5 separate regions of the Homo sapiens genome follow, and regions 1, 2, 4 and 5 are each linked to region 3. Evidence: chromatin loops called from intact Hi-C (ENCODE). Cell type or tissue: PC-3. All regions are shown on one strand. Each heading gives the region's core, and the rest is flanking DNA. Links, peaks and the distances in the headings are about the cores only. Region 1 has its middle 82 kb from the start of LINC02421. Region 2 has its middle 38 kb from the start of LINC02421. Region 3 overlaps LINC02421 (long intergenic non-protein coding RNA 2421). Region 4 overlaps LOC105369812 (a long non-coding RNA gene). Region 5 has its middle 19 kb from the start of LINC01479.

Evidence for each region. A loop is a pair of places that touch in the nucleus more often than their neighbours do. Peaks named below come from ENCODE experiments on the same cell type or tissue, not always from the same donor. Only the 100,000 strongest peaks of a DNase experiment are listed, where the experiment ranks them.
Region 1: it touches region 3 in a loop (2.4-fold over the local background); 4 of 110 quality-filtered maps call a loop at or near these places.
Region 2: a loop joins it to region 3, with 3 times the contacts of the local background. A loop is called at or near these places in 3 of 110 quality-filtered maps.
Region 4: a loop joins it to region 3, with 2.8 times the contacts of the local background. A loop is called at or near these places in 2 of 110 quality-filtered maps.
Region 5: a loop joins it to region 3, with 2.2 times the contacts of the local background. A loop is called at or near these places in 3 of 110 quality-filtered maps.

Annotation. Positions count from the first base shown.
Region 1 is chr12:67,808,505-67,814,917 of GRCh38, reverse strand. No RefSeq gene overlaps it. Among named protein-coding and RNA genes, the nearest start is that of LINC02421, 82 kb to the right of the region's middle. In PC-3, for the core only: no CTCF peak of the experiment used is centred there; DNase peaks (open chromatin) are centred at 1,267 and 3,287; H3K27ac peaks cover 2,100 bases.
Region 2 is chr12:67,763,769-67,770,181 of GRCh38, reverse strand. No RefSeq gene overlaps it. Among named protein-coding and RNA genes, the nearest start is that of LINC02421, 38 kb to the right of the region's middle. RefSeq lists an enhancer at 2,426-3,149. In PC-3, for the core only: no CTCF peak of the experiment used is centred there; a DNase peak (open chromatin) is centred at 3,641; H3K27ac peaks cover 1,336 bases.
Region 3 is chr12:67,708,351-67,714,763 of GRCh38, reverse strand. LINC02421 (long intergenic non-protein coding RNA 2421) reads left to right here. Exons shown (of 5, transcript NR_110063.1): 5 at 4,079-5,717. Among named protein-coding and RNA genes, the nearest start is that of LINC02421, 18 kb to the left of the region's middle. In PC-3, for the core only: no CTCF peak of the experiment used is centred there; a DNase peak (open chromatin) is centred at 4,013; H3K27ac peaks cover 318 bases.
Region 4 is chr12:67,428,505-67,434,917 of GRCh38, reverse strand. All of the region lies in intron 3 of LOC105369812 (a long non-coding RNA gene), which reads right to left. Among named protein-coding and RNA genes, the nearest start is that of LINC02420, 11 kb to the left of the region's middle. In PC-3, for the core only: a CTCF peak has its summit at 4,095; no DNase peak of the experiment used is centred there.
Region 5 is chr12:67,906,709-67,913,121 of GRCh38, reverse strand. No RefSeq gene overlaps it. Among named protein-coding and RNA genes, the nearest start is that of LINC01479, 19 kb to the left of the region's middle. In PC-3, for the core only: no CTCF peak of the experiment used is centred there; DNase peaks (open chromatin) are centred at 2,451, 2,571, 3,701 and 3,841; H3K4me3 peaks cover 293 bases; H3K27ac peaks cover 3,323 bases.

The DNA of each region.
Region 1 (6,413 bases), core at 492-5,491, 100 kb before region 3:
AATAAATATAAAATAAAGAATAAATGTTTTTATTGGTTGGGTGGGTAAAAACCACACCCAACCATTACTAGACCTAATATACCCAGTGAAATGCAGATGTTATCAGAATGTGAGGAAAAAAAACAAGACTCCAGTGTAGGCTGTTTTTAAGAGATACACTTTAAATATAAAGACAAAGTTTGAATGTAACTAGATGGAAAAACTATAGCATGCAAACAGTATAGATAAGAAGGATGGAAAGCCCATAATGGGATGGCTAGTATTAAAAAAAGCAGAGGCCAGGCATGGTAGCTCTTTACACCCATTAGGATGGCTGGTATAAAAAAAAGCAGAGGCCAGGCACAGTGGCTTATGCCTGTAATCCCAGCACTTTGAGAGGCAAGGCAAGTGGATTACTTGAGGTCAGGAGTTCAAGACCAGCCTGGCCAACATGGTGAAACCCCATCTCTACTAAAATACAAAACTTAGCCAGGCATGGTGGTGGGTGCCTGTAATCCCAGCTACTCAGGAGGCTGAGGTAGGAGACTTGCTTGGACCCAGGAGGTGGAGGTTGTAGTGAGCCAGGATTGTGCCACTGCACTCCAGCCTGGGCTACAGAGCAAGACTCAGTCTCAAAAAATAAAATAAAAATAAAATAAAATAAAAACTTTTAAAAAGGCAGAAAATACGTGTTGGTGAGGATGTGGAAAAACTGGAGCCCTTGTGCACCATCAGTAGGTGATATGGTTTGGGTTGTCCCCACCCAAATCTCACCTTGAATTGTAATAATTTCCACGTGTCAAGGGTGGGACCAGGTGGAGAAAATTGAATCATGGGGGTGGTTTCTCCCACAGTGTTCTCATTATAGTGAGTTCTCACGAGATCTGATGGTTTTATAAGGGGTTACCCCCTTTGTTCAGCACTCGTTCTCTCTCCTGCTACTTTGTGAAGAGGAGCCTTCCACCATGATTGTAAGTTTCCTGAGGCCTCTCCAGCCATGGGGAAATGTGAGTCAATTAAACCTCTTTTCTTTATAAGTTACCCAGTCTCGGGTATTTCTTCATAGCAGCATGAGAATGAACTAATACAGTAGGAATGTAAAATGGTGCAACTGTTATGGAAAACAGTACAGCAGTTCCTAAAAAAATTAAAAATAGAGTTACTATATGATCCAGCAATACTCATACTTCTAGGTGTATCACCAAAACAATTGAAAACAGAGTCTTGAAGAGATATTTATACATTCATATTCATAGCATTATTCATAACGGCCAAAAGGTGGAGGCCATCCAAATGCCCATTCACAGATGAATGGATAAACAAAATGCAGTATATACATACAACGAAATATTATCCGGCCTTTAAAAGAAAGGAAATGCTGACACATGCTACAAAATGAATGGAACTTGAAGACATTATGCTAAGTGAAATAATCCACTCCCAAAAGACAGCCAAATACTGTACAATTTCATTTACATGAGGTATCTAGTGCAGTCAAACTGATAGAAACAGAAGTAGAATGGTGGATGCCAGGGACTGGCAGGAGGGGGAAATGAGGAGGTGTTGTTTAATGGGTATAGTTTCAGTTTTGAAAGATGAAAAAGTTATAGATGTTGGTTATAAAACAATGTGAATATACTTAACTGTACACTTAAGAGTAGTTAAGATAATAAATTTTATGTGTATTTTACCACAATTAAAATTTTTTAAAAGGATGGAGTAGTTTTATTAACAGCAGATGAAATAGATTTTGTATTTTACAATTCCTTTATAAAAAGTTAGATGGACATTTCATACTGATAAAAGACAAAGCATCTGGAAAACCTAGCAATCACCAATGCATATGTGCCTAATAAAAAACTTCAAAATACAAGAAGCAAAAATTGACAGAGTTAAACAGAAAAATAGATAATACCACAATTATAGTTGAAGATTTTTATATCTCCCCCATGGCAATTAATAGAACACTCAAACAAAAATCAGAGAAGTTCTGAACAATACTTTCAGCAGTCTTGACCTAATTATTATACATAGAACACTATACCAAACAAGTGCAAAATTGCAAAATAAACTTTTTTCAAGAGTGCATGGTGAGTTCTTGAGGGTAGACTATATTCTGAGCCATAAAATAAGTCTCAATTGAAATCATAGGGAGTATGTTCTCTGAAGAAACTGCAACTAAATTAGAAATTAGTTGAATGTGTAAGAAAATTTTAAATATGTAAAAATTAAACAATACACTTCTAAATAATCTGTAAGTCAAAGAATAAACCACGAGGAAAATATTTTGAACTGAATGACAATGAAAAGACAACATAGTAAAATTTGTGGGAGGCAGCTACAACTGTGTTTAAGGGGAAATTAGAGCTTTTAATACTTATGAAAAATAAATATAGGACATACAGTCATGCACTGCATAACGATGTTTTGGCTAATGATGAACTGCGTATATGCCAGTAGTCCCATAAGATTATAATGAAGCTGAAAAATTGCTATCGCCTACATGTCTTGATGATCCTGACCTCGTATAGACCTAGGCTAATGTGTGTGTGTTTGTGACTTAGTTTTTAACCAAAAAGATTTTTTAAAGTTTATAAAGTAAAAAAGCTACATACAATAGCTAAAATTATTATTGAAAAAGAAAAGAGTTTTTAAAATAAATTTAGTGTAGCCTAAATGTGCAGTGTTTATAAAGTCTGCAGTAGTGTACAGTAATGCTGTAGGTCTTCACATTTACTCACCACCCACTCATTGACTCACCCAGAGCAATTTCCAGGTCTGTAAGCTCCATTCATGGTAACTGCCCTGTATAGGTGTGCAATTTTTATCTTTTAGACTGTAATTTCTTCACTGTGCCCTTTCTATATTTAGATACACAAATACTTACCATTGTATTACAATCACCTACCGTATTCAGTACAGTAACATGCTGTATGGGTTTGTAGCCTAGGAGCAATAGGCTATAACATATAATCTGGGTGTGTAGTAGGCTATACCATCTAGCTTTGTGTAAGTGCACTCTGTGATGTTCACACAATGAAGAAATGACATTTCCCAGCCTTACTTACTTTATCTTTCACAGGTATTTTCCCCAGTAAATCATTACTTGCAGTTTGTTGGGCCATTTGATGGGTTATAGTGAATGGAATATATAGAGAAATAATATAAGCCACTTTACAGCATGGCTGAGAAAGAAATTTCCATATGTAATCCTCCATTCTCATTGTCTTTCTCCTGTCTGGTGTTGGGTAATGCTAGGGTGACTAAAATCTCAATATAATGGAGCCACAAGATGGGAGTAGCCTGGATCATGAGTCACTGCTTGGAAGAGAGCTACTGCAGAGTCATCCAGTTAGAAACATCTACACTGGGTGTTAAGTAGCTAAGATTTGGAGGTTGCTTTTTATAGGAGCTTATGTCATGACTAAGGTAGTCAAATAAGAATTTTATTTGGACCCATATTATTCTTAAACAAGATTTTACAGACATCTGAAAATAAAGCTTTTAAGGCCTTAAGGTAGAATTTATGCCATTAAGTAGTGCTTAGTAAATATCATTATAACGTGTTCGCAAAAGAGTAACTGAAAGTTGCAAAGGAAGACATTTGAAAAAAGAACAGAAGACATGTACCAGGTCTCAGAGGAGACCTAGGATATAGTATGTGTGCAGTATCAGAGGTATACCTATGGAGTGGTTTTGAGCAAGTCTCTACTTTTCTCTTAGGGCCTGCATGTCTACATAGTCAGTGGAATTTTTGAACTCACTTGGATCTTTTAGTGAGCAGCTAAGGAGAAAACAAAGCTAAGACTGTAATTTAAGTGAATCCTGAGACTTCTGTAGATGGGAAAGCCAGAATCAATTATATGTAGCAGGGCAGGGGGATTCTCCTTGGAATACTGGGCACCTCTTCTCCCCATCAACATGCCATTTCTGATCTTTTTCTATTTTCAACTCCTGTTTTCCTCCATGAAAGCAGTCGTGTTTTGGCCATTAAAATCATGCTCTGTTTGTTGTTAAAGTAGCAGCCAAAGTGTAGCTCTATAGATATGGCTCCTAGCAAACAAAAAAACAGAGCAAACCAGTGAATGAATCTACTTATATTAGCAAAACAACCCAGGGCCAGCCATCTTAGGTATCATTACCCAAGGGATGACTTTCCTATGATACTGTAGAGGACATTTGATTCAACTCTATTTCATTTGATAGGGTCTTATGTATCATTACCCAAGGGATGACTTTCATATAATACTATAGAGGACATTTGTTTCAACTCTATTTCATTTGGTAGGATCTTAAAATAGAATGTGACAAAACAGGATAATGCAAAGCCAAAGTCGAATGGATATTAGAAATTACTGAGTCCGATCAGACCCATGGCTTGGTACCAATAGAGCCTCAAACAGAGGCATCACTCAATTCTCAAGAGTTTAACTGAAAAGGCAAATGCAGAGGACATCTCTTGGGGTGACCTTCCCATTGTCTGTGATTGTCTCTTATTGAGGAACAGCTCTGTGGCAGCCATGGAAATGTACTACTCACATCTCCTGCTATGAGGGATATCATTGATTGATGGCCCCAGCTGCTGCACTCTGAATCTACCACAATACTCATATCCAAGGCCATCTTTTCCCTGGGCTGCTCTTGGCCAATGACTGAGAATGGTAGGGATATTAAGGCAGGCTCATTCTAATGAGGTTGTAAGAATTTTCTGATAGGTGACTTTGGCTCAAGAATTTGAATTGGCTTGGCCAGAATTTCCTTAGTGCTGCAGTCTTAAGTTCTCAGGAAGCAATTCAAATCTGCTTCCTTTTCTCTCTCCCTCATAGGGGTGAGACTTGCATCATGGTATCTTCTGTTCCACTCTTTTATTTTTCATAGGTGTTTTATCCAGTAAATCATTTGCATGCCTAATGCCGTATTGGCATCTGCTTCTTAGAGGGCCCAAACTAATACCTGCTTACTTCTACAGGTGTGGTTCTAAGAATTGAGTCTGTGTTCTAGGATCCTGCCATAACTGCCATAAAAACAGACAACTGACCAAAATGGGACCATTGGATACTGAGTCCCAGGAATCTGAGGTGTGAACAACAGAGACACAAGTACTGGGGTCCATGGAGCTCAGTTATATTCAAGAGCTCCTTGAAGAAAAAGTCCATGGGCTTTGAATGTTGAGGTCCCTGAAGCTGCTTTCATACTTCTCCTCCTATAGTTTTGTTTTTAACTGTTCCTTTATATATTTGTGATTCTCCAGTTGCCTTCTGCTGAATTCCCCCTTTTTCTCCTTGTGTGTCAGCTAGCCAGAGTCAATTTCTGTTACTTACAACTGGGCAAATCTGATCTACTATAGTGAGGCATAGCCCAGAGTTTACCTACGTCTTTTGTGACCCTGCAAACTTTATCCAGATCCTTTCTTAATCCATTTATTTATCAGGCCTCTGGTGGCATCTCTGTGGTATTGAGTTTTGCCCTCTGCATGAAGTAGACTTTATTTTTAAATTGTGAAAAATCTTTATTTTTTGCAGGGTATGGAACATAAATCTAAAACTCCCGAAGTAAAGGTAAAAAGAAAACATGACTCACAAAAAGGACATTTTAATAGTTAGAAGTTATGAGAAAGGATTTGTCAAGCATCATTTGCTAAATCTCCCACATAAAAAGAAGGCACTCAGAAACTATAAAAGGAGAATCTTGTCCTACATTAGGCATCTAGTGAGGAAGGTCATAGAGTAAGATTACCTAAAGCAGTATATTAGTTTCTATCTGGATCTTAGAGAGCAGACTTTCCACATTGAATGTTGAATCACAAATCAAATAGAAAATGTCTTCAATATTAGAGGGGGAAAAAAACACAAATACTGCAAGGAGACACAAAATGAAGCAAAAGGAGAAGAAAATGTCTTAACAGTTTATCTTCATTGAAAACCCTTGGCCGGGCACGGTGGCTCACGCCTGTAATCCCAGGACTTTGGGAGGCCAAGACGGATGGATCACGAGGTCAGGAGATCGAGACCATCCTGGCTAACACGACGAAACCCCGTCTGTACTGAAAAATACAAAAAATTAGCCAGGCGTGATGGTGGGCGCCTGTAGTCCCAGCTACTCGGGAGGCTGAGGCAGGAGAATGGTGTGAACCCGGGAGGCGGAGCTTGCAGTGAGCCGAGATTGTGCCACTGCACTCCAGCCTGGGCAACAGAGTGAGACTCTGTCTCAAAAAAGAAAAAAAGAAAACCCTTTGCACCTGCCCACTGCTCTTTGCCAACTATGTTAGTGCATTTCTAAATGCCCCGAGGCACACACACACTTATGAAGACTGGACTTCTCAAAGTGCAAATGATAAAATAGTGCTACAGCATAGTACTTTTTTGTTGTTCAGTGGGAATCAGAATTGGGATTGGAACCCCAGAGTCAAGAAACTGAGAGATCCACATGAAAAA
Region 2 (6,413 bases), core at 781-5,780, 56 kb before region 3:
ACAAGAACTTCCAAATGCCCGAACCGCAGCGGCCAGGCGTTCCTCCAGAACCTCCTCCCACAGGAGCTTGCTACACGTGCCAGAAATCTGGCCACTGGGCCAAGGAATGCCCGCAGCCTGGCATTCCTCCTAAGCCGTGTCCCATCTGTGTAGGACCCCATGAAAATCAGACTGTTCAACTCACCTGGCAGCCACTCCCAGAGCCCCTGGAACTCTGGCCCAAGGCTCTCTGACTGACTCCTTCCCAGATCTTCTCGGCTTAGCGGCTGAAGACTGACACTGCCCGATCGCCTCGGAAGCCCCCTGGACCATCACGGACGCCGAGCTTCGGGTAACTCTCACAGTGGAAGGTAAGCCCGTCCCCTTCTTAATCAATACGGAGGCTACCCACTCCACATTACCTTCTTTTCAAGGGCCTGTTTCCCTTGCCTCCATAACTGTTGTGGGTATTGACGGCCAGGCTTCTAAACCTCTTAAAGCTCCCCAACTCTGGTGCCAACTTAGACAATACTCTTTTAAGCACTCCTTTTTAGTTATCCCCACCTGCCCAGTTCCCTTATTAGGCTGAGACACTTTAACTAAATTATCTGCTTTCCTGACTATTCCTGGACCACAGCTATATCTCATTGCCGCCCTTCTTCCCAATCCAAAGCCTCCTTTGTGTCCTCCTCTTGTATCCCCCGACCTTAACCCACAAGTATAAGATACCTCTACTCCCTCCTTGGTGACCGATCATGCACCCCTTACCATCTCATTAAAACCTAATCACCCTTACCCCACTCAACGCCAATATCCCATCCCGCAGCACGCTTTAAAAAGATTAAAGTCTGTTATCACTCGCCTGCTACAGCATGGCCTTTTAAAGCCTATAAACTCTCCTTACAATTCCCCCATTTTACCTGTCCTAAAACCAGACAAGCCTTACAAGTTAGTTCAGGATCTCTGCCTTATCAACCAAATTGTTTTGCCTATCCACCCCGTGGTGCCAAACCCATATACTCTCCTATCCTCAATACCTGCCTCTACAACCCATTATTCTGTTCTAGATCTGAAACATGCTTTCTTTACTATTCCTTTGCACCCTTAATCCCAGCCTCTCTTCGCTTTCACTTGGACTGACCCTGACACCCATCAAGCTCAGCAAATTACCTAGGCTGTACTGCCACAAAGCTTCACAGGCAGCCCCCATTACTTCAATCAAGCCCAAATTTCTTCCTCATCTGTTACCTATCTCGGCATAATTCTCATAAAAACACACGTGCTCTCCCTGCCAATCGTGTCCGACTGATCTCTCAAACCCCAGCACCTTCTACAAAACAACAACTCCTTTCCTTCCTAGGCATGGTTAGCGCGGTCAGAATTCTTACACAAGAGCCAGGACCACACCCTGTAGCCTTTCTGTCCAAACAACTTGACCTTACTGTTTTAGCCTAGCTCTCATGTTTGCGTGCAGTGGCTGCTGCTGCTTTAATACTTTTAGAGGCCCTCAAAATCACAAACTATGCTCAACTCACTCTTTACAGTTCTCATAACTTCCAAAATCTGTTTTCTTCCTCACACCTGACGCATATACTTTCTGCTTCCTGGCTCCTTCAGCTATACTCACTCTTTGTTGAGTCTCCCACAATTACCATTGTTCCTGGCCCGGACTTCAATCAATCCAGCCTCCCATATTATTCCTGATACCACACCTGACCCCCATGACTGTATGTCTCTGATCCACCTGACATTCACCCCATTTCCCCAAATTTCCTTCTTTCCTGTTCCTCACCCAGATCACACTTGATTTATTGATGGCGGTTCCACCAGGCCTAATCGCCACACACCAGCAAAGGCAGGTTATGCTATAGTACAAGCCACTAGCCCACCTCTTAGAACCTCTCAACAACATGCCCGAGTCAGGAAACTAAAATACCTCTTAATCTAAATAGACACTTTCACTGAATAAGTAAAGGCCTTTCCTACAGGGTCTGAGAAGGCCACCGCAGTCATTTCTTCCCTTCTGTCAGACATAATTCCTCAATTTAGCCTTCCCACCTCAATATAGTCTGATAACAGACGAGCCTTTATTAGTCAAATCAGCCAAGCAGTTTTTCAGGCTCTTAGTATTCAGTGAAACCTTTATATCCCTTATGGTCCTCCGTCTTCAAGAAAAGTAGAATGGACTAAAGGTCTTTTAAAAACACACCTCACCAAGCTCAGCCACCAATTTAAAAAGGACTGGACAATAGTTTTACCAGTTTCCCTTCTCAGAATACAGCCCATTTAAGCTCCTGTATAGACGCTCCTTTTTATTAGGCCCCAGTCTCATTCCAGACACCAGACGACCAACTTAGACTGTGCCCCCCACCAAAAAAAACTTGTCATCCCTACTATTTTCTGTCTAGTCATACTCCTATTCACCGTTCTCAACTACTCATACATGCCCTGCTCTTGTTTACACTGCCGGTTTACACTGTTTTTCCAAGCCATCACAGCTGATATCTCCTGGTGCTATCCCCAAACTGCCACTCTTAACTCTTGAAGTAAATAAATAATCTTTGCTGGCAGGACTATGCCGAATCTCCTTAAGCACTCTCTAATCAGACATCCTGAGTCGTCCCAATTCTTAGACCTTTTATACCTGTTTTTCTCCTTCTGTTATTCCATTTAGTTTTTACAATTCATACAAAACCGTATCCAGGCCATCACCAATCATTCTATACGACAAATGTTTCTTCTAACATCCCCACAATATCACCCCTTACCACAAGACCTGCCTCCAGCTTAATCTCTCCCACTCTAGGTTCCCACACCGCCCCTAATCCCGCTTGAAGCAGCCCTGAGAAACATCGCCCATTCTCTCTCCATACCATCCCCCAAAATTTTCCCAACACTTTACCATTATTTTGTTTTATTTTTCTTATTAATATAAGAAGGCAGGAATGTCAGGCCTCTGAGCCCAAGCCAAGCCATCGCATCCCCTGTGACTTGCACATATATGCCCAGATGGCCTGAAGTAACTGAAGAATCACAAAAGAAGTGAATATGCCCTGCCCCGCCTTAACTGATGACATTCCACCAAAAAAGAAGTGTAAATGGCCGGTCCTTGCCTTAACTGATGACATTACCTTGTGAAAGTCCTTTTCCTGGCTCATCCTGGCTCAAAAAGCACCCCCACTGGGCACCTTGCGACCCCCACTCCTGCCCGCCAGAGAACAAACCCCCTTTGACTGTAATTTTCCTTTACCTACCCAAATCCTATAAAACAGCCCCACCCTTATCTCCCTTCTCTGACTCTTTTTTCAGACTCAGCCCGCCTGCACCCAGGTGAAATAAACAGCCATGTTGCTCACACAAAGCCTGTTTGGTGGTCTCTTCACACGGACGCGCATGACAACCCCACCACCCCAAGGACAGGGACTGTAAACTCCCAACGGGGTAACCTTGCCTGCTGCCTAGATGGAGCTGATTTATCAAGATAGGGGAATTGCAACAGAGAAAGACTTTAATTCATGCAGAGCCAGCTGTATGGGAGACAGGAGTTTTATCATTCCTCAAATCAGGATAATTTAGTAGGTAGGGGGTCAGAAAGTGGGGATTGCTGATTCATCAGGTCAGAGATGAAATCATAGGAAGTCGAAGCTGTCCTCTTGCTCTGAGTCAGTTCCTGGTTGGAGTCCACAAGACCAGATGAGCTAGTTTATAGATCTAGGTGGTGCCAGCTGATCCATCGAGTGCAGGTTCTGCAAAATATCTCAAGCACTGTTCTTAGGTTTTACAATAGTGATGCTATCCCTAGGAGCAATTTGGGAGGTTGAGAATCTTGCAGCCTCCAGCTACATGACTCCTAAATCATAATTTCTAATCTTGTAGCTAATTTGTTAGTCCTAAAAAGGCAGTCTAGTCCCCAGGCAGGAAGGGGGTTTGTTTTGAGAAAGGGTTGTGATTGTCTTTGTTTCCACGCTAAACTATAAACTAAGCTACTCCCAAAGTTAGTTCAGCCTACACCCAGGTATGAACAAGGACAGCTCAGAGGTTAGAAGCAAGATGGAGTCGGTTAGGTCAGATCTTTGTCACTGTAATTATTGTCTCAGTTATAATTTTTGCAAAGGCAGTTTCAGGACCAGTCTATATTTCAGAGTGCTGATCAGAGGCTAAAGGTTCTGGAAGAAATAATAAGGAAGCAGCAGCCAGCAGTTAGGCAATGAATTTCCCTAATAACTCACTCAAGTGTTAGAGTGAAATACTAAAATCCTCTTCCTTCCTCTGGAGAAAAGAGAAATCTCTGTGCCGGCTTCCCAATAAGAGGACTGTTAGAACTGGTGAGTTCCTTTCTGAGACAGAGTGATGTATAATAAAATGAAGTTAAGTTTCAAGATACTGTTGCTCAGTGCACAGATTTTTGCTGCTGCTTCTCAGCGTTTCACGGGTGTCCATAATTTGGTAGAGGGGTTATATGAATGGAAGATGGAAAGGGTAAGGATTTTTGTAAAGAGCATCAAGTATTTATTCCCTCAAGGGTTCAAATGTGGGTGCTCTTGAAGGTGGGTCTGGTCCCACTCCTCACTGCAGGCCAACAAGGCTGTGATTATTTGCCTTCTGAAGTCCTGTGTTAGAAAAATGGTTTTCTACATTTTTATCAAGGCCAGAATCCCAAGAAGCACATTAGAGGTAATTCTAAATTAGAAGTGGCAGTGGTAGGGCTTATTTGTAACAAAAAGCATGACCTAAACTGCTGGATATCATCCTATTCCTAATGAAAAATGGTTGGGCACATGCAGTGAATTTCTCTGCTATCCAGCCCCGCCCAGGTTTGTGTCTGTTCCACTTACTACTGCCTCTCTTGGGTGGCCAAGGACCCCACCTTTTGTCCCACTCAAAAACCAGGGTGGTTTTTGAGCGGGACAGGTAGATGGGAGCTCTGCGGAGTCTCAGGTTGCAGACAGGTGTTCTTCTGCTGAGGGCTGAACCCCAGGCAGCTGTGGAAGAAAGCCTCCGTCCTGGCACAGGTGAGAACTGCCTCAAAGTCTCTTTGCTTGGGTAATGAAAAAAGAAAGAAAGACGGCCACCTGCAGCTTTGGCTTGGCTTCCATGTGGCTCTTGGCCACTGGCCATGCTCTGTCACCTCTGCATTCTTTTCTCCCCTCCTAGTAACCCAGATCTGGCCCTTCAAGGGCACCTCCCACCTAAGTCTTTCTGTTTTCCAAGAGGTAGGGTGGGCAAGATCTTCTACCCTACTTCCCCCCTCCCCCATAACACACACGGTTTTCTTCTTCACCTTTGTTGTTGCATAAATTCACAAGTGGGACACTTAGTTCCTCTCAAAGCCTTTACTTTTAATCCGAATGGACCCTACAAGTAAATAAAGAAACAAACCTGTAATTAGCCATTTATTTCCCTTATAGTTTTAGATACAGCAATCCCAATTCTTCTTGTATCAATGTGGAAGCCTCTAGCAACTACAAAGAGTATCAGGAAATATGAGGAAGGAAGAAAAGCATAGAAATTAATAGATCTCGTCTTGTACTATCTAATAGACACTATTACAAAAGGAAAAAATGGCATGCAATTGGCAGAAAACAAACACCAAGAGGCAGTTAACAGCATTACTTCAGGCTGGACGTGGTGGCTTACTCCTGTAATCCTAGCACTTTGGGAGACCTAGGCAGGAGGATCCCTTGAGTCCAGGAGTTCAAGTTTGCAGTGATCTATGATTTTGTACCATCACACTCCAGCCTGGGTGACTGTGTGAGACTCTGTCTCTTAAAAAATAAAACATTTTTAAAAAGACTATTTATTTTCAATAAAGCATAGATAAAAAAAAAGCTTTGTCAAAACTTCTTTCAATACCCATATTTGTAGCTCAAATGAAAAATTTAAAAAGAGGTTAAGAGATACTTCCCTCAAGTTCTTTCGGTGGTTACAGTTAATGTCACTAAATCATAACCTCAAAGCTACAACCGAACTTTAGCCAGCCTTCCCTACCCCATACAGGGTTGGGGAACATATCTATAGCGAAGGTTGGTACTGCTTTGGAGCTTTGCATGTCAGGAGTACCAGATCCTTTAAAAAATGTGGACCATGAACCTAGCATGTTCATATTTGTAAATGGTTTATATTAAAAATTAATATTAACAAATAAGGTTTCTTTACTTCATTCAACAATTATATTTTGAGTTCTGCTCCATGTCGTTCTTTATTGTTAGCTGATAGAGATAATGTAATGACTAAAGAGTTCCTACTCATTGGAGCTCTTAGTGGAGGAAACAGATAAATAAAAAGTAAAAATAAATACTGATTTTCATCATTACTATGAAGGGAATAAATAGGGTGATATGATGAGTAAGAGAATACCTGCCACAGGGGCATTATTTTAGAAAGTACAGTCTGAAGAGAAAGACCTCTCTGAGAATAGTACATTTTGAGTTAAG
Region 3 (6,413 bases), core at 995-5,994:
TTTGTTTGTTTTTGTTTTGTTTTGGTTTTGGTTTTAAGGAGCAGAGGGTTTAATAGGCAAGAGGGAAGGGAGAAAACAGAAGGAAGAAGCTCCCCAGTACAGAGACAGAGGGTGGGGGGCTCCAAAGCCACGAAAGGAGGTGGCAAGTGTGGTGGACACCAGCCAGGTATAATATGCAGAGGCTGGAGGAGGTTGTGTCTCATTTGCACAGGGCTCAGGGGATTGGTTTGACCAGGCATGTCATTCACGTGGCCCTGGAAAGAGCTGGCCCTCCCACCCTAGCCTTTTAATATGCAAATGCAGGGCACCATGATGTTCTACACACGTGGGGATATGTGGGGGCGGTCATGTTGCCAGGAACACGTGTGCCAAGGGCAAGAAGGCTGCGGGAATCACCATGTTGGGTAGACCCAGTTTCTAAGGGTCTGCTTAGATTTTCCTTTACTATACTAGAGATGTTAATCCAAAAGCAGCATGTTTCATTTAAAAGTGCATCACTAGACCCAAAAAGAAGTCCTAGCAGACTCAGTGATAGTAAAACTTTCATGCTTCCTTTTTGTCCATAACTATTATCCCTGCTATAAAGATAATAAGCAAAATACAACAGCAATGGAAACTTTGTCTAATATCTCAGTTAGAAGGTGCTACTGTGTATAACCCTATTGCAAATAGTAGAAGGAGTATAGCAATTCCCACAAGAGTGGTGTAGTAGATAATTTCCATGTAAAGTTTTATTTGCCAGATACAGAATTTCCCGTTGGTGGTTTATGAAGCCTTGGTTTTATTTTCCCAAACAAAGAAACCTCCGGGTTATTGGTACCCTACTTACTTTTATTACCGAGCAGAATTTGCAGGATAATTGCCCAAAACTAGTATATTGGTCCAGATTTTTACATTACCCATCCCTTTTTCTTTCTTCCAAGCTGCAGGAGATTACCACTTGATTCACAGGAATAAGCAGGGTTAATCTAAAATGTAGGCAAAAAAGCTTAAAAACAATTAATGAGACTAGGATTTAATGACAAATGCATGATAAGCTTTGGAGCGAAATTTTTCTCTCCAGTCCTCATTTTTGGTAAAAACTAATTATGAATGAACTTTAGTCTTATACTTGGCTTGATTATTTGCATGAAGTGCAGCAAGAATGGTTATTTCCACATAGGCCTTTTGGATTGGCTTTGATGAAACTCTGTTCCATCAGGCAATCTCAGATAAGACCTTTAAAGCCGAGCCCATCCATGGGTTTGTATCCTCAAATACCCATGAGTTGGGTGATCCTCTCCGCTTGAGGTCCCAAGATAAATTCCGAGCTTCCACACCAGTCTGATGATTGAATTTCCTTTCCCGGCCAACACACCAAAATGATAAGGCTCTGATAAGTGGAGGAACACCAGGGTTCTTGGTCCTCATGTCAAATTAGAAAAAATGACACGGACACACGTGGAGTGGTTTTAAGGAGTGGAGAGTTTAATAGGCAAGAAGGAAGGGAGAAGACGGAAGAAGCTCCCTCGTACAGAGACAGAAGGAGCAGGGGGCTCCAAAGGCGAAAGAGGAGGTACCTCCTTGCTGTTTTTGTTTAAACACAGATTATAGTCCCAGAGAATATACTATACAAATGACATAAACTAGAGGACTTAAATGCACACTTTTACACTAGGTTAGCACTGAGCTTTCTTTTTTTTTTTTTTTTGAGATGGAGTTTCACTCTGTTGTCCAGGCTGGAGTGCAATGGTGCGATCTCAGCTCACTGCAACCTCTGCCTCCCAGGTTCAAGCAATTCTCCTGCCTTAGCCTCCCAAGTAGCTGGGATTACAAGCACGTGCCACCAAGCATGGCTAATTTGTGTGTGTGTGTGTGTGTGTGTGTGTGTGTTTATTTTTAGTAGAGATGGGGTTTCACTATGTTGGCGAGGCTGGTCTCAGACTCCTAATCTCAAGTGATCTGCCCGCCTCGGCCTCTCAAAGTTCTGGGATTACAGGCATGAGCCACCGCTCCTGGCACTGAGCTTTCTCTTTGCTGTTTTCCTTTAAAATGTCTGCACAATGGGTAGTGTAAGGAATAGCTCTAAACTGGGGGAATTTTGCAGGAAATTATCTTTACCAGACCTACATAATTAGATACTAGAATGGTGATTGCAAAGCTGAAAGCAGTTGATTTAGGTACCTTACTTTAATCGTAATCGCAAATATTCTGCTACATTATAGTTGATAAGTTTAATAAATAAATGGTTAATGTTTATCTGCACCCATCTTCTGTAATGTCATATACAAATTTTTTGTTGATAAAAATTAAATCTACATTAGAGCATAAACTATATATTTTTGCTACCTTTTAGTTTAAGCCAAAAGTTCTAAAATACAGAGACATAACTACAAAGTAGTTTTGAGACTAATTTCCAATCTTCCCCAACAATTTTGTTTTCTTCATCATCTTTTCTATCTATTTATCTATCATCTATTTTTTTAAGGCTCTTCCATTCCACATATATAGTGAAAGCCTAGCTAGGCAAGATTCCTTTTGGTTGACTGAATCTTCCCCACCAGCATTCCCTCACCCCATAAGATGTTCCTGGTCCCTCCAGAGGCAAGCTTCTTACAGTTCTCAGGCTCAGATGGCCCTGTCCCCCAAAGCTCTACCTCCTCAACTTTTCTCCTGAGGATTGAGTCTCTCTCCTTTCCCCATGCAAGCTCTCCACGGAGGAAAGTCTTGGTTTCTCTTTGATGACTTGGCCTTCCTATAAAAATTGTAGAGAAGCTGATTAATAACAGCATGAGGGGACTTTAATTAATTCACTTTCTCCCACCAGGCATTAGACATATGCAGGCTGTGCTACAGCTAAACTTTAAATAACCAAGAAATGTCAAAAGAGAGATGTGGCATCCACATTCCCAAGATGATATGGTGCAGGAACAAGCATTTGGCTGGGTTTTAGGAACCTTGTGTTCCATCCTCCCTTCTTCTGCCACAAACACACTGATGGCATGAGGTGGGTCCCACTGATAATGTGCATGGCACATTCTTTACAAAGCATCTTCAGATCCATAAGGAAATCCCATCTTCTGCCTGAGCTTTATTTTGTCCCACATCCACTCCCCCACACCATCCCACACACCATCATTATCCCAATTCCTCCAGCTTGCCATCACTCTAAGCAGAAGATAATATTTTAAATTAATCTTCCGAGGCAGGCGGATCACTTGAGGTCAGGAGTTCGAGACCAGCCTGGCCAACATGTTGAAACCCGGTCTCTACTAAAAATAAAAAAAAAAAAATAGACGGGCATGGTGGCAGGCGCCTGTAATCCCAGCTACTCGGAAGGCTGAGGCAGGAGAATCACTTGAACACGGGAGGTCGGGAGGTGGAGGTTGCGGTCAGCAGAGATCATGCCATTGCACTCCAGCCTGGGCAACAAGAGTGAGACTCCATCTCAAAAAAAAAAGGAACTACAACTTATAACTACAACTTATATAGCACCTACTACATGCTACCTATAGCAGTATTTAAAGTTACCTCCTTTAACACAGTGTTCTAGAGAGGTGGGCATCATCAACCCCATTTCACAGGTAAGACCTGGAGCTTACATTTGTTGTTTTAAGTCACAAATCCACTTCAAGGTGGAGCCTGAATTTGAGCCTATCTGTCCATGCTGTCTACACTACACTCTCTAAGCAGCAAATGTCACTCTGGTTTTATTTTCCACACTGTGATTTGGTCCTTCCTTTCACATTCTTGCCTACATAATTATTCTGTCTTCTTTAAACTGCCACTCTCGTCTCCAAAAGAGAAATCACTTTTTAAACTTAAAGTAACATAGAGCAAACACTACCATTTTGAAACGGGAGCACCTCTCCCTGGCTCCCACAGCACACCCTGAATCTGGTCTATGCTGGGTTTGTCTGGAGAACTAGAGGCCGGGCAAAGATTGTGGACAGCTGTGCCTTTATGAGGGTCAAAGTCTGCCTCCTAGGACTGTGAACAGAAAGGAGGAAGTTTACCCATGGCCATATGCTGACTACACAGTGTCCTCCTTCCCTCCTCTCATTCTGAGTCACCAGGGAGTCCCGTCTGTTTTTCACAGGTTCCAGCTGAGGCACCCAACAGCAATGATGTTTTGTGAAAATAGTGTGTGATTTGGATGCAAATGATCCTGGGTTCAAGACTTGCTTCTGTAAAGAAGAGAATACCACACTCTCCTCTCCCAGTCATGTGGGGAGTTAATCGAAACCCACGGAAAGTGCATTGCATAAGGTGGGTGTCTGATAAATGCCCACACCTTTGGCTTCTCCTCTACTGATAACTCTTTTTCCCTCATCTTCCTGATGTAAAAGGTGAGTGGGAGCCTTTATGCCTTTCCCTGAAAGTAGAAGCCAGCCTCACCCCAGCCTGTGAGGCTGCTGAACCAGCCTCTTGCCCTTTCCTGCGTTTCTCAGGGCTTCCACCCTCCCCTCAGGCCCTTTCACCTCTCCATGTCATCTCTTTATTCAGTTCTCCACCAAGCCTTCCCCGCTACCTTCAGGAAGCTTTGCAAACTGGCACGAAACCCTAAATTCACAGTATAGAGTCTGGAATGCACTCCCCACTGCTTGGTGATCCGTCATACCATACTGTTTTCTGCTTATCTTTCTCTAAGACAACCTGTACCCTCAATCTGGTGCCACTTAACATGGCAATAAGAGTGTAGTAAGTAGGGCCACTTCACATGGTCTCATTTATGTAGATGCTTGTTCTTTCAAGCTTGTCACCCCCAATTCAGTATCTACTATAGATACATTGACAGGGCTTGGAAATTGACCAGAGTATGGTCTTCCGTGCCTTCAAATTGCTGTGTGGGGCTTCTGAGAAGACAAACTTTGGAAATTGCCCCTCTTTTGCAGAGGATTCAGCGGAACTCAGGAATATGCCAGTACCCACCTACCCTGTGATAGCCAGCCTCTAAAATAGTCTCCAGCGATTTCTGGCTTCCAATACTCACACTCTAATATGGTCCCCTCCCACACTGTATCAGGGTTGGTGTGTAACCAGTAGAGTGCAGGAGGAGTGGTAGATACCACTCTGGAAGAGAGATTATGGATGTCATTTGGTCCTGTCTTGCTTTCCCTTGGATCACTTGCTCTGGTGGAAGCCAGTGGCCAGTCTCATGGACAGTTGGGCAGCCCAGTGGACGACCTAACAGTTCGACTGCCACTTCATGGAAGACCCTGAGCCAGAACAAGTTAGTTAAGCTGCTCCCAGATTCCTGACCCTCAGAAACAGTGTGAAAGACAAATACCAGACTGACACATTTTTGGCAAGTTTTTGTGCAGCTATAGATAACTAACACAAACTTTCTATTCCAAATTGCCACTATTTACCTCCCCCTGCAGAAATGTCCACCACTTACAAAGGTATAGCTGAAGCCCATCTAAGGTGAGCCAACTTTACTTATAATTGAAAACAAATTATATGTACTTTAAAAGTATTTGAGCACCATTTTATTGCCAAACAATACACCCAACAAAGTCAAACAACCTAACTTCCCTTAACAAGAATATCAGGTTTGTCTATATTATGATTGGAAACAAACATAAATTATATTTGTTTTCCTAGACAGTCTAAGGTTTCAATGGGTTGCTGTAAAAGAATTTGAAGAAAGCTGCACCAACTGGTGTTTTGAAATTCAAATACCCTTAGTTTAAGCCACAATAAATGAAATAAAACCAGTACATGAAATAAAACCATCACCCTATAAGATTGTTTTTATCATCCAAAGAGAACGCCTCTCACAATAGATTGATGTCATGTACATGACGTAGTTCACACATTCCACTGTCTTCTCTTGACTATTCACAGTGTGCTTGGCACTTGTGTTACCGATAGAAAGAAATATTTCCTTCAGAAATTCAGAATCAAGATCATTTAGAGGGAAAATAGTAGTAATCCCAATCACCAAGTCACTATTTTGCATTCTGCTTTACCTAGAAACTATTATATATTATATACTTTAAAATAGTTCATATACATAAAGTATTGTAACCAGAAATATTAATTTATAACTATTTGCTCCATGGAGATCCTCAAAGCAAAAGATTAGGAATGAAGCAAATTTCAAGGAATTTAAAATCAGGGATTTTATTCTAAGTTAGAAAGAAATGGCAGCCATCACTGGTTCCCTAATCTGTAAGGCCCAGTCCAAAATGAAAACACAAGCCCCTTCTTCAAAAATTATTAAGAATATTAAGAGGACAGCTAGAGCATTAAACTAAGCCCTGGGCCTCTGAGCATGGGAACCTATGAGATTGCACAGGTCATATGCCCATGAAGCTGGCCCTGGGGGCAGGATACATTTTGTAGCTTCTTGAAGAGGTCTCTCCAGAGGTAGGTGCTAGAAGCAAAGGACAGGTAGGACCAGAAAGCATCAGTGTATGGTTACTGAG
Region 4 (6,413 bases), core at 1,011-6,010, 280 kb after region 3:
TGTCTCTCTCTCATTCTCTCTCTGTCTCTCTGTCTCTGCCTCTCTCTCTCTCTGCCTGTAAATAACTTATTCTGTAATAGAATTGTGGCTGAGATAGGGGAGGCTGGAAAGTCCCAGCCTGGGGTTACGCAAGGAACTTTATTATTTCCAGTAATGTTAGGAGTTGGCTAAATGGTCTGTGAAAGAGACTTGTCCCTTTTCCTCCTGCCTTCCATCACATGTTCATTCATTTATTCCCGCATTAATTTATTGTGTAAACATTCACTGATAGTTTCTGTAGGTACACATATGAATAAGAAAGGGTCCCTACTGTCCAGAAGCTCTACTCTTATCATTTCCAGTAATGTTAGGAGTTGGCTAATTGGTCTGCAAAAGAGCCTTATTCCTTTTCCTCCTGGCTTCCATCACATGTTCATTCATTTATTCCCGCATTAATTTATTGTGTAAACATTCATTGATAGGTTCCGTAGGTACACACATGAATAAAGAGTCCCTACTGTCCAGAAGCTCTACTCCAGTGAAAAGGAGCAGCCTTTGGGAGAGATGCAGGAAATGAGGCTGAAGGGTGTTTGAGAAAGGGCAGAATGGCCTCATATGCCACTCTGAGGAATTTGTGCTTGATTCTACTGGTCAGGTAAGGATTTCCCAGACTTTGGTATGGAAAACTGTATGGATCAGTTTTTTAAAAGAATTTAATTAAATATTCTTGGTATTGACAACTCATTTTTACTACATTATTTAAATATATACAAACATAAAGCATGTTAAAAAAAACTTCAGATGAATTAAATTTAACAGTGTTTAACTGAGCAATAAGCAATTTGTGAATCAGGCAGCCCTCGGAAGCAGAAGAGGTTCAGAGATCTCGGTCCACAAGGTTGGACAGGCAGCCTTATGGACAGGAAACAGAAGTGAGATACAGAAACAGCTTGATTGGTTACAGCTCAGTGGTTGCTTTATTTGCACATGGTCTGATCAGTTGGTAGCCTGTGATTGGCTGAGACTTTACTCCTAGTTAGGCTTTCAGTTTGTGTGTGTACTAAGTTAGGTTGTAGTTTGTTACCTAGGCACTCAAGGTAGGGAGGCATTCTCAGACCAAATTTAGTTTAACCATGGGGTATAACTTCCCAGTGTGTATACCTTATGCAATTATAAATCCAAAAGAATTATAATGTAAAACCAATTAAATGCAAATTAACAAAATTCATTTAATGCAACGAATATTACTGAAACAAAATGTCTGCTGCCTAGGAATGTGGTACTGACTGTAAGCATGTGGAATATTTTCAGTTCAGGTTGTCTCCGTGACGTGCTGAGCAATGACTCAGTAATGTCACTCCTCCCTAGTCATACTAGCTTGGAACCAACCATTCAAAGAGGCTGTGGTGATGTCACATGGCCAGCACTTCCCTTGTCTATATGTTTGGTTCTGGGGTAATTCTTTTTTTTTCTGTCACCCAGGCTGGAGTGCAGTGGAGCAATCTCAGCTCACTTCAACCTCCATCTCCTGGGTTCAAGCGATTCTTGTGCCTCAGCCTCCCGAGTAGCTGGGACTAGAGACACAAGCCACCATGCTCGGATAATTTTTATATTTTTAATAGAGACAGGTTTCACCATGTTGGCCAGGCTGGTCTCAAACTCCTGACCTCAGGTGATCCACCCACCTTGGCCTCCCAAAGTGCTGGGATTACAGGCATGAGCTACCATGCCCAGCCTGTCTTCAGGGTAATTTTAAATGCAAAGGCAGTTGTAAAGACAAATCAACTGGCAGCATTTAGTTATACAAACAGTCATCCAATGATCTAGAAGATGCATCTATTTAAATTTTAAACTGTCCTTGAAATTAAAGTATTTTTTTTTTAATTTCTGATGATACCTTCAGTCCCAAGAGTACATCACTGAAGCCCTTAGCATGCAGTTTGAGGAAATATTATGTAAGTGCTAGGGTCCTGCAACAGACAGATTTTGGGCAAGGAAGTGACATGATCAGATTTTCATATTAGAGCAATTACACAAGGGGCGGTATGATGGATAGAGTAAAGGAGAGAAAAACTCAGAGTAAGGAGGCCACTTGGGAGACAACTACAATAATTTAGGCAAAGGATGATGAATGATCTAAACAAAGTCAGTGTGAGTGATGAGGCATAAGAGAATAGACTAGAAACGTTGGTAAAAGGCAGAATCTGTAGAACTTAGGGACTGATTAAATGTGGCAGGTGAAGGAGAAGGGGTATTTCAACCTTAGGCAACACTATTAACCCTAGATGGGAATATAAGGAAAGCAAGTTTAATTTCAGATATGGTGACTTGGGGGTGGGGAAGCTGTGAACTATTGGGGTGAGGCCAGTCAAATACAGTGGGCTAGAACTGCAGAGAAAAAGCTTCTATGTGAGGCTAGCGTGCTAGCATGGCTGAGTAGACACCAGCCTACAGAGTGTAATTTCTAGGGCCAAGAAACTCTCATCACCCCTGCCCCCCCACCCCCACCAAATAAAATGTTTCTCCTACCTACAGGTCACTACTACTCCTATCATCTAACTTAATGCTCTGATACTTTTTTTCTTTTGGAGACAGAGTCTCTGTTGCCCAGGTTGGAGTGCAGGGGCACAAAATCATAGCTCACTGCAACCTCAAATTCCTGGACTCAAGTGATTCTCCTACCTCAGCCTCCCGAGTGGCTGGGACTACAGGTGTACACCACTCTGACCGGCTAATTTTTTTGTAAATTTTTGTTTTGCAGAGACGTGGTCTCTCTATATTGACCAGGCTAGTCATGAACTCCTGGCCTCAAGCAATCCTCCCACCTTAGCCTCCTGGAGTGCTGAGGTTTCAGGTGAGAGCCATATCAAAAGAGAGTGACACTTACCCTGGGATTGATGTTCTGGATCCAGAAATGCTCCGGTGGAAACAATGTGGAATTTGCACTCATTCAGATCATAATTTAGATTTCTGCCCTGACACTTACTAGGTATGAAATCCTAGCAAATCATTTATCCTCTCTATCTTGCTTGTAAAATGAGGTTTTAAAACCTTTATCAAAAGCTAGTTAGGAATGTTAAGTAATATAACACATTACAGTATCTAGCACAGTGCTTGCAACATCTTGGCCAACTAATCACGTTCATTCTCAAATATAATGGTTAAGTACATGGAAGAAACCAGACTTCCTGGGTTCAAATCATGTCTCTACAACCTTCTACATGACCTTACGTAAGTAAACTAACCTCTCTGTGTCATAAGGAGATAATGATATTCTGTAATGCATAGAGTTATTGGAGCAATTTGTGAGTCAATGCACATGAAACTCAGAATCGTTTGTCTTGCCCATGGTATGTGCTATCTAAGTGTTAGCTGCTATTGTTGTCATAATTACTCCTTCCTCCCTTCCAATGACTATGCTTCAGATTCTTTCCTGGTCATCGTTTTAATGGAAGGAGAGAAAGATCATGGCATGCTGGGCACCTAAGCCACTGAGTGTGAAACTCCATACGAGAGGGAAAAGGGGGAGTTTGATGGCCCTAAAGGCATTCTTTGACTGCTTCTTAATTTTGTCTAAGACAAATCAGGGTCTGCACTGCCTCAGGGAGGGAAACATAGAGTGACTGAAGTCCAAAGCCTTGTGATAAAATGGAAAGACTGTCATCGGATGTCTGGCCAAGAAGGCAGCTGTCCAGATGCAGGGACTGTGAGTTCTTATGAACTATGACAACACTCACTTTCAATGAACTTTATTTTTCACTTATCAGTGGTTAAATGCCAAAATTACATTGGATTTTGCACCAAACTGGGAAGGGAGGGGGAACAAAAAAACAGCTCAAACTGACTTGCATTTCCCGAGGGCTGAGTCCTGAGAAGTTACAGCTGGGGAAGCCGGATCAGGCGCATGGGCCAGTGAGCAAACACAGATTTTTCTGATATATTAAGCATTATTATGTCAAGTACCTGACCCTAATCAACCAAGGTCATGAACAAACTAGTCCTTTTAACATTTTTATGAAAGAAACTGCTGTGTGCTTTTCTCTCTGGACTCTCTCACTTGGAACACAGATGTGACCCGGCTCTTCCAAGACTTCCCTCACGGAGGCATTAGGCCGATGCCCTGAGCTGAGTTTTTGGTGATTTGCTGCCTCCACTAGGATCGGCGAAGAATATTTTAAAATAAATTTCAATTTGTTTGATCCTGAGAGGATGCAATGACTTTTAGCTCAAAGTGGGACAGAGAGGCCTATTAGAGATGGACACATAATTTTGAGGGGGTAAAAATTTTAGCTCATTAAACTTTTCCCAAATTAAAAAGCACAGAGAGGAGTGGAGTGGAAAGAGCTTCATCTTTGTGGTAAGATAGATTTTAGATCCAATTCCAGGTCTGTCCCCTGCACTGTTTGATTCAGGGCAAGTCACTTAACCCCCTGAGCTCACTGGCGTTAGCTATAAAATAATGACAGCACTACCTACCTCCTAGGCTGCCATAAAACCCATTACGATCTGACCCTGATGGTTTCTCTCCAGCCTCAACTGTAGCCTCTCCCTCCTGAACAGGCCTCCCTTTAAATACCACTTCCTCTAGGAAGTCTTCTTGGATATCACTTCTCCCAGTTAAAGTCTAGGTTGTGTACCCTCCTATGAGCCCAGAGCACCTGTGTGTATCCCATCAATAAACTTAGAAACCATCATGTTGATGTTCCAGATCACCCCTGGACTATAAACTGTTCAAAACAAGATCAGGCTCTTCTAATTGCAGGTGTCTCCAGAGCTTAATGCAAGGCCAGACACACATGAAGCCTTCTATATGCTTTTGTAAAATGAATGAAGACTGGTAAACATTGCTATTCTGTTGCTATTTATATGGTCCTCAGATGAAAGTTACTCCATACGAAGTCTGACATACTAAAGCATTCTCCAGGATGCTTTTCTGAGTTGCCATGCCTGATTCTTGATGTTGTTCTCACCACCAGACTACCCCCTTTATTCTTTATTCTAGACTCCACTTGCCCTTGAAGCTGAGACTACTGGCTTTCCTCACTGCCTACCTAAGACACCTCAGCCAGGATTCCAAACAAAGTTCAATGTCTGCACTCTCCTTGCCCTTGCAGATCTAGCAGGGCCCCCTCAATTCTGTCTCTGCCAAATCCCATTCAATAGGATACACAAAATTCACTCTGACTTGCTGTCTTTGAAAGCATGAAGGACGTGACAGTCTCATTGGTCTTTACTGAAGAAAGATCTAACCCAAGCATCCTCTTCTCCTACTGCCCAGGTATGGGTCAGATTCTTTAAGAATATATTGGGAAGGGGGAGATTTATTTCACATTACTTCTCTGAATTGGAACTTGCTCTGAGCACCCTGTTGTTCTCCTTTCTACTTCCGTAGGCCTCTCCTCCATTGATCACTATCCAGAACTCCCAGACAATCCCCTTAGATGGATACTTCTCCCTTTTCAAGGATTCAGACAAGAGGTTGATGTGGTACTGGCTATACTTCAATCAAGTGCCCAGACCCTTCATTCTCCATAGCATCACCACAGAGGAGCAAAAGGCATGGGTCTCGTCTGAACAACCAGGGTAACTCAAGGAGCCAACACCACATTTTCTTCTTATGGAACTTAAATCTGTACACATCACCTAAAGGAAAATTATCCAAAAAGGTAGACTTTCCTCATGGGGTTTCCATCATGGACACAAGCTTGTTCCTACACAGTGTCTCACATCTCCAAAACAATGTGTTCTTCCCACTCTGCAGAGTGGCAAAAACAAGATTTGATACCCAACTCACTACTCAGACTTGATCTTGACCTTGGAGCCATTCCTTCCCTAGGGGTACATTTCCTTAATTATGCATCATTCAGACTAAGGAAATTCAGAGGAGCTTCATCAGGAAGTCAGCAATGGGGGAACATCTCTATTCCTCAGTGCAGTCCAGCCTTATGGTAGAGGAGTGCAGTGGCCCAAAGAAGGAATTCTGAAATGAAGCAACCAGGACTTGAAGATGTCTTCTCCCAGCTTTGTGACCTCCTCATGTTACTTCCTGCACCTCAGTCTCCTTTTCTGTGATATGGTGATGATTATAGTGAGGCTTTAAAGAGTTAACACACATATAGAGCACACCTTAGCAAAGATGTGCTCCATAAATTTTATATATAGTTTTCCGCCAGTGTAGACATGGCTATTATTTTTCTGTTTATCTAGCAAATAATCGTTGAAGCAGATATATACACATTCACAGACACCTCCTGAGGGCAAACACTAATTTCCAGAGACAGTAAAATCTGGAAATATTTTTCTAAATGACTCATGAGGAAGTCTCAAAGTGCAGTCAACACAGCAAGCTCACTCCTGATGAACTTTCAACCTACACATTTTCATTAGGTGCAAATGGGATTTTCCTGCTCTCTCTGCATTTTGGCTGAAGCCCC
Region 5 (6,413 bases), core at 414-5,413, 200 kb before region 3:
GGCCCCATTCCATCACACTATCTTCTTGGAGTAACTTGACAGAGATGTTGCACTAGATGATTAATTAATTGATAATTAACAGTTTTGGGGTGGCTTCATTGTGCCATGAGGTTGGGGGCTGAGAGTATGACTGAGATCAGTCCCCTCCCTGAACTTACTATCTAGTGGGGAATATGGACAGGCACAGCAGCAACTGTAATCGAATGTGATGGGCATTCAGGGGCAATGGGAGCACCTGGTGGGGGTCTGGCAGGACTTGATTCATTGGCAGAGGGAGTAGGGAAGCTTCCTGGAGAAAGAAACATCTACATTGAAACTTGAATGATGACTGGGAGTTATCCAGGAAAAAAGGCTGGGAGGTGTGTTCTAGACAGGGATGCAGCAACACAATAGCACCAAAATGAGAGAGTTATTCAAAACCTGCATGTAGTCAAGGTGACTAGAACAAAGGGAGTAAGGAGAGAAAGTAGCATGAGACGGGATGCAGATCATAAAGGACTTATAAGCCATGTTGTAGTGCACAAAGTTCACTGACATATTTTCAAAAGCAAGAGCACAATACCTTCAGTTGGGTGCCCTACTACCCCCCAAAACCCTATAAACCAGCAACAATGTCATTGTCCTTAGGTCAAGACAGAGATATCACACAGAATCTATCCCTTTATTCATATATTATCCTACTTAATTTATATTTTACCCAACTTTTGATTCATATATATATATATATATATATATATATTTATTTATCTGGGTAGAATGTACATATTTTTCAGTCATCCCGAGATTTAAACCATTTCATTTCTATCATATGCTTAATTCTCCTTTTTTTCTGAGAAACTCTTTTAAAACCCGTGTGCCATGGAATATTAGTTCTAAGAGAGGTTATTACCAAAAAGGGAGGAGGGGGAATCCTGGGTCAAATGTATCTACTTCTTGGAGAATAACAACACACATCAGGCTCTGGGAAATCTTGCAGAAAATAAATGTATTTTAATTATTTGGACTACTGTTTCTTAAGTGTATTTTACTATAGAATTTATCCACATAACCTTGTTGTTGTCTTATGTTGTACATCATGCGGTCCATCTATCAGTGTCCCTAGAACAGTAAGAGTACTGTTGAGTGATGCCCTCTGGCATCTCTCCCTTCACTTCTCTGCCATTGTCTTCTTTTGGTCCATTATGTTGTGCATGATTCCTGAAATCTCGTTTTCCTTCCTTGGTCTCTGCTCTCCAATTGAAAGTACATCATGCTACAGGGGTAACTATTTGTTAAGATATAGTTTATTTGAGTACCTTGCTTATCAGAGAGGATGGTCGTAGGGCAGGGTGGTGGGGCAAACATTTCATTTGGCAGAAATCAAAGGAAGCAGATATTTGGAAAGGAGAGAGTAGAAGGTATGTTCAGAAGGCAATATGTAGACAATCTGGCTGGATATACGAAATAAGGCAAACAGGTAGCCCATCCTATCTGTGTACCTTAGGCATTTTCTAATGTGTTGGGAAATGATACTTTCATTTCTCCCACCAGAACATTAAAACTTGAAGCCTGAAAAGAGTTCTGTAACGATGGCCCTAAACATTTTCTAAAGGGAGAGAAGGAGCTGTTCATTCGCTGCCACGCTGCTATCACAGAGAGGCCTGCTGCATTTGCGTTGTTTGCCAAGAATGAGAGGCTGGCTCCAGGATCCCACTTCTAACTTGGCCAGCGTGCACTCTTTTCTCTTACTATGAATACTCACTTGAGAACCTTGCAGCTATTTTAGGTACTTTGTATAAGGTGGCCTTCTTGGATGACACTGGGGCTTCTTGTATTGTTGAAATTAGCTGGTGGTGGCAACTTTCAGGATGAAAAGTCTGCTAGTAATTAAATTCCGATGAATAGTTAAGAATAGAAGTATCCCAGGAGAGCAAAGCTCTGCAGAGGGTAACTGTGCACTGGCATTGCAAATGTGACCTGTCACACATTGGTTTCGCAGGCACTTTCAGTCTCCATGACTGCCACGGAGCACAAATGCATTGGCATCGCGGGATAATATCAGTGTTGTTGAACGTTGTAGAAAGTAATGGCCTCCCATTAGCAGAGAAATCCTTAGGCAATCGAAAATCGTTTATCAACACACACATCGAAGCCAATAGGAGACATTTATTTCCAAGGTGGGAAATGTTTATTCTGTGTCATTCTCCCCAGACAAAGCCCTTACTTGCCTAATACTTAATGACAAATGATGCAGCTGCTCTTCCTCTATTGGACACATGTACAAAACAGGAAGAGAGGAGCAGTTGCTACATATGCCATACATAATCCCTATCCCAATTGGCTCAGAGCACGCCTTTCTTTTTTATGTGTCATAGACGACATGGGAAAGTAATTTTAAAAATGAATCCCTGCACTGCTATAAATAAGTTCAGTTGTCTCCAGAGGCCAAGTGTAGGTTTCAATGAAAAAAAAAAAAAAAAAAAAAAACTATCACCACTTTATATGTGTGTTAGTAAAAGGGATGGCATTTGAATATGATTGCTGAGAGATTTGGAATTCCAGAAAAGTGAGGCATTTCTGAGTAATACATGAATAAGAGGTAAAGAACCTACCAGCTCGTTACTTAATGCTCTTTAATAATACCACAATATGGAAGATTCACATTCTCTATTTCCCATTATCTGGATGACTTGGATAATTCAAATAAGATCCACAGACTGGGAAACCAGTGAGGACTAAACAAGTTGTCATTGTCCTTCCCACGTGGGCCCTCGATATGCCCCTAGGTTCCAGCCAACGTTCTAATGGCTTTCTCACTGTGAATGAATATTTCTTCGTTGCCATTATTTCTGGCTTTCCTAAGGTGGGGCACATACATTAAAAAAAAAAAAAAAAAAAAAAAACCTATAACTCATGTAACAGGTTTTTATTAAATCAGCCCCGTTACATTGTAGTTTCAACAACTGGTTTCCTATCTTGTGTGTCTGTGCTGGGGTTCCTGTGTTGGTTTGCTGGCCATTAGTGAATTCTTTGGGACTGGGATTCATTTTTGCCCTCCTGCTCGTTTTAGAGATAGGTAAGCTCCATACCACTCCCAAACCCAAATCCTGATACACAACCTCCTGCTGAATCTCTTGACACTGACTATTAGAACTTCTTTCTGTGGTCTAATACTTTGGGTCTCCTCTTACTTTCTCTTCCAACCATATAGGGCTTCCCAATCTCTGAGTCAGGCTCTCTCTATCTGACCCTCTCTACTATCTATCAAGGCTGTTTCAGAGGCCATGAGTTTAAGACACAAATGCTGCTTTTGTTTCAGTTGTTCTCCCTAAACATTGTTTTAGCTTTAGCTATCACCTTACTCCTTCCAATATTCATTTGCTCTTTCAAAAACACTTATGGTTTCTATGTTGTACGAGGCACTGGAACTGGTAGAAAGAAAAAGAAGGCATAGTTCTTTCTTTAACAAGCTCACAGTCTAACATAAAACACTGTATATAATATCTCACGTTTAAGTAAGACTTTAAAGTTCACAAAGAATTTTCACATCTATTTGTTGACTATTGTGCTTTAAGCTATTCATTAATTGATTTTCCATATTCAGGACCACAACTATTCCAAAGGAGTCATGAAACTAGCTTTCCCATGATGTAAGTCAGATGCATACCAGAGAGAAACCTTATAAAAGTAATGAATGTGGGAAAGCCTTCAACCAGAATCATTGCCTTTTCCAGCGTGCACGAATTCATACAGGAGAGAAATGCCACAAATGTTTTGTTGCCTAAGCAAACTGGTTTCTTGACCTGCATTAGTTGGTGAATTTTCTATTTAATGAGGCCTCAATTCAGGACCATTTGAGGTTTTAATGCAGATTCAGCTCTTTTAAATTGAGAGAATGTGCAGTTTATGCTTTGAAATATGATTTATATAGGTGGTTTAGCACAGTCACGGTTGTTTAGCCTGCACAAATTCCAATGAGATTACATCATTTTATTTTTTATTATGTTTTTGCACATTTTGGTGAAGAGTGACACTTTGGCGAATATCCACTGCCATTGGATGAGGCATAGCTGTGCCACTGGAAAGTATGAAAACACCTAAAGCATTCTGCTGTCCATTTGGTCAACTGAGTGACATACTTTGGAGAATTTCAAGAAAAAGTTGTCAGCGATATCAAGAGCCAAATCCAGAAAGGGGTCATGGTAATATCACTTTGTGGAGCTACCTTTTTTAACTCAATACTTCAGGCTCTTTATTTACTTTTAGGTAATTTGCTAGTAATTACAGGGTAAGTTGCCTGGGTGCGGGTGTGCACCAGGTATACAACCTGGAACTCAATAAGTGGATGGAAAAACTGAAACAAGGAAACTGAGAGCAAAACAGCTGCTGTGTCATGGCAATCGGGGGATACTCAGACCCCTCAAGACAACTTTAAAGATGATTTTTCAGCTAGAAAAATATAACTGGCTCCTGAATAGATACATGCATAAGAGCAACCTGTGTTGTCAGTCATAATCATAAATCATCTTATTGTTCTGACACCTATGTTAAAGTTTGAAATTTGGGAATCAACCAGTAAATTATTGCAGAATTCTATCTCTTGCTTTACAATTCTGTCTTAAAGGCTGGAGTTAGAAAATGCTCATGAAATAGCCTACATTGTAACTAACACCTTAAAAGAAGGGGCATTCTGGAAAATTATAAACTCTGCTGAAAGAATTAGAAACTCAGATATTGAAGGCTAACATTCACTGAAATTTCCATGTGAAAATGTTATCTCAGTAAAAAGTGAAGCTGTTTCAAACCAATGTGTTGAGCTGTAATAATAGCGGCAGAGTGCTCTGCCTAATTGCATACAAAGATTCTCTGCCAGAATATATACCTGATTGCACACAGCATTTTCCTAGGCGCTATTTCCTTTTTCCTGGTATCTTATTACAATCTTAAGGGAAAAGGGGGAGTTAAGAAAACTAACACTTAGTGATCAGCTAATTTATCCTAGCTCTTGAAATTTGTTAAAATATGTTGTCTCCTTTAATCCCTCCAGAGATGTGTCATGTGACTACTATTATTCCCCTTTTATATATTATAGAGTTGGAGCTTAGCGAGTTTAAATAACTTGCATAAGGCCACACAGTTCACCACCAAAGCCCAAGCCCATGCCTCTGAACTTCTGCCATCTAGTGTACGTGGTGTTTTCAATGTGGAGACACTGAAGTCAACGTGGTAGACTAAATGAACACTTGCTGCCCTCATGCAACTTACATTCTTTTGGAGAAGACAGACAATAAATGAGTGAACAAATAAATAAAATGGCTTAAACAGTGATGTGTGCCCTGAAGAAAATGAAACAGAATAATATGTAAGGGAACACTGCAGTGGGGGAAATATTAAACAGTAAAATCAAGAAGTGATAGCAAAAATGTTGACCTTCAATCTGAGAACTAAATAGAAGGAGTGAGGCATTCAAAGAACAGAGGGAAAAAAATTTAGCTGAGGAACTAACCAGGCTACAGGCCATGAGGCAGAAAACAATTTCATTTGTTTTAAAACATAAAGATAAGTGCAAAAATTCTATTTTAAAAAACTCAGTACGTTGAATTCAGCAGGACATTTAAAATAAATCAACATTAATTCTTGCAAAGATGCTCCAACATTAGCAAATCTATGAAGGCAATTCAGTGAATTAAATGAAGAAAACCAGGTAATTATACCAAGAAAGCTGAAAAAAAAAAAAAAGAGAATTCAAACAAATATAAAACCCATTTATAGGAGAGAGGAAAATAAAAGCCTTTTAAGAACTAGAAATATAAGAAAAATTCCTTGGTTTAATATAGAGTGGCTATAGCAAACATCTTTAGAAACCATCATACTTATGAGGAAATATTAGATTCAGTTTTATCTAAAACAGCAATATTAACTCTCATGATATTCAACACTATCCCGATGGCCCTCACCAACAAAATAGGGCAACAGAAATGAGGTTTAATTAATGGAAAGAAAAAAAGAATTGGCAGATGATAGGATCATCTACCTTGAAAATCTAAGACAACTAGCTTAAATTCTATTACAGCTTTAAGAAGTTCATCAAATAGCCAGCATCCACAATCAATATACAAAAAAAAGCTTTTCCACCCACCAGTGATAATCATTAGAATATATATTTTTAATATACCTGTTGTCCATTTGCATGTCTTCTTTTGAAAGATGTCTATTCAGGTCCTTTGCCCATTTTTAAATTGGGTTATTTGTTTTCTATTGAGTTGAGTTCTTTATATATTTTGGATATTAACCCCTTATCGGATTTATGGTTTACAAATACAGTATATTTACCCATGCTGTAGGTTGTCTCTTCACTCTCTTGTTTGAGAAAATGTGGTATATACACAATAGAATACTATTCAGCCTTAAAAAGGGAAAATCCTGTCATTAGC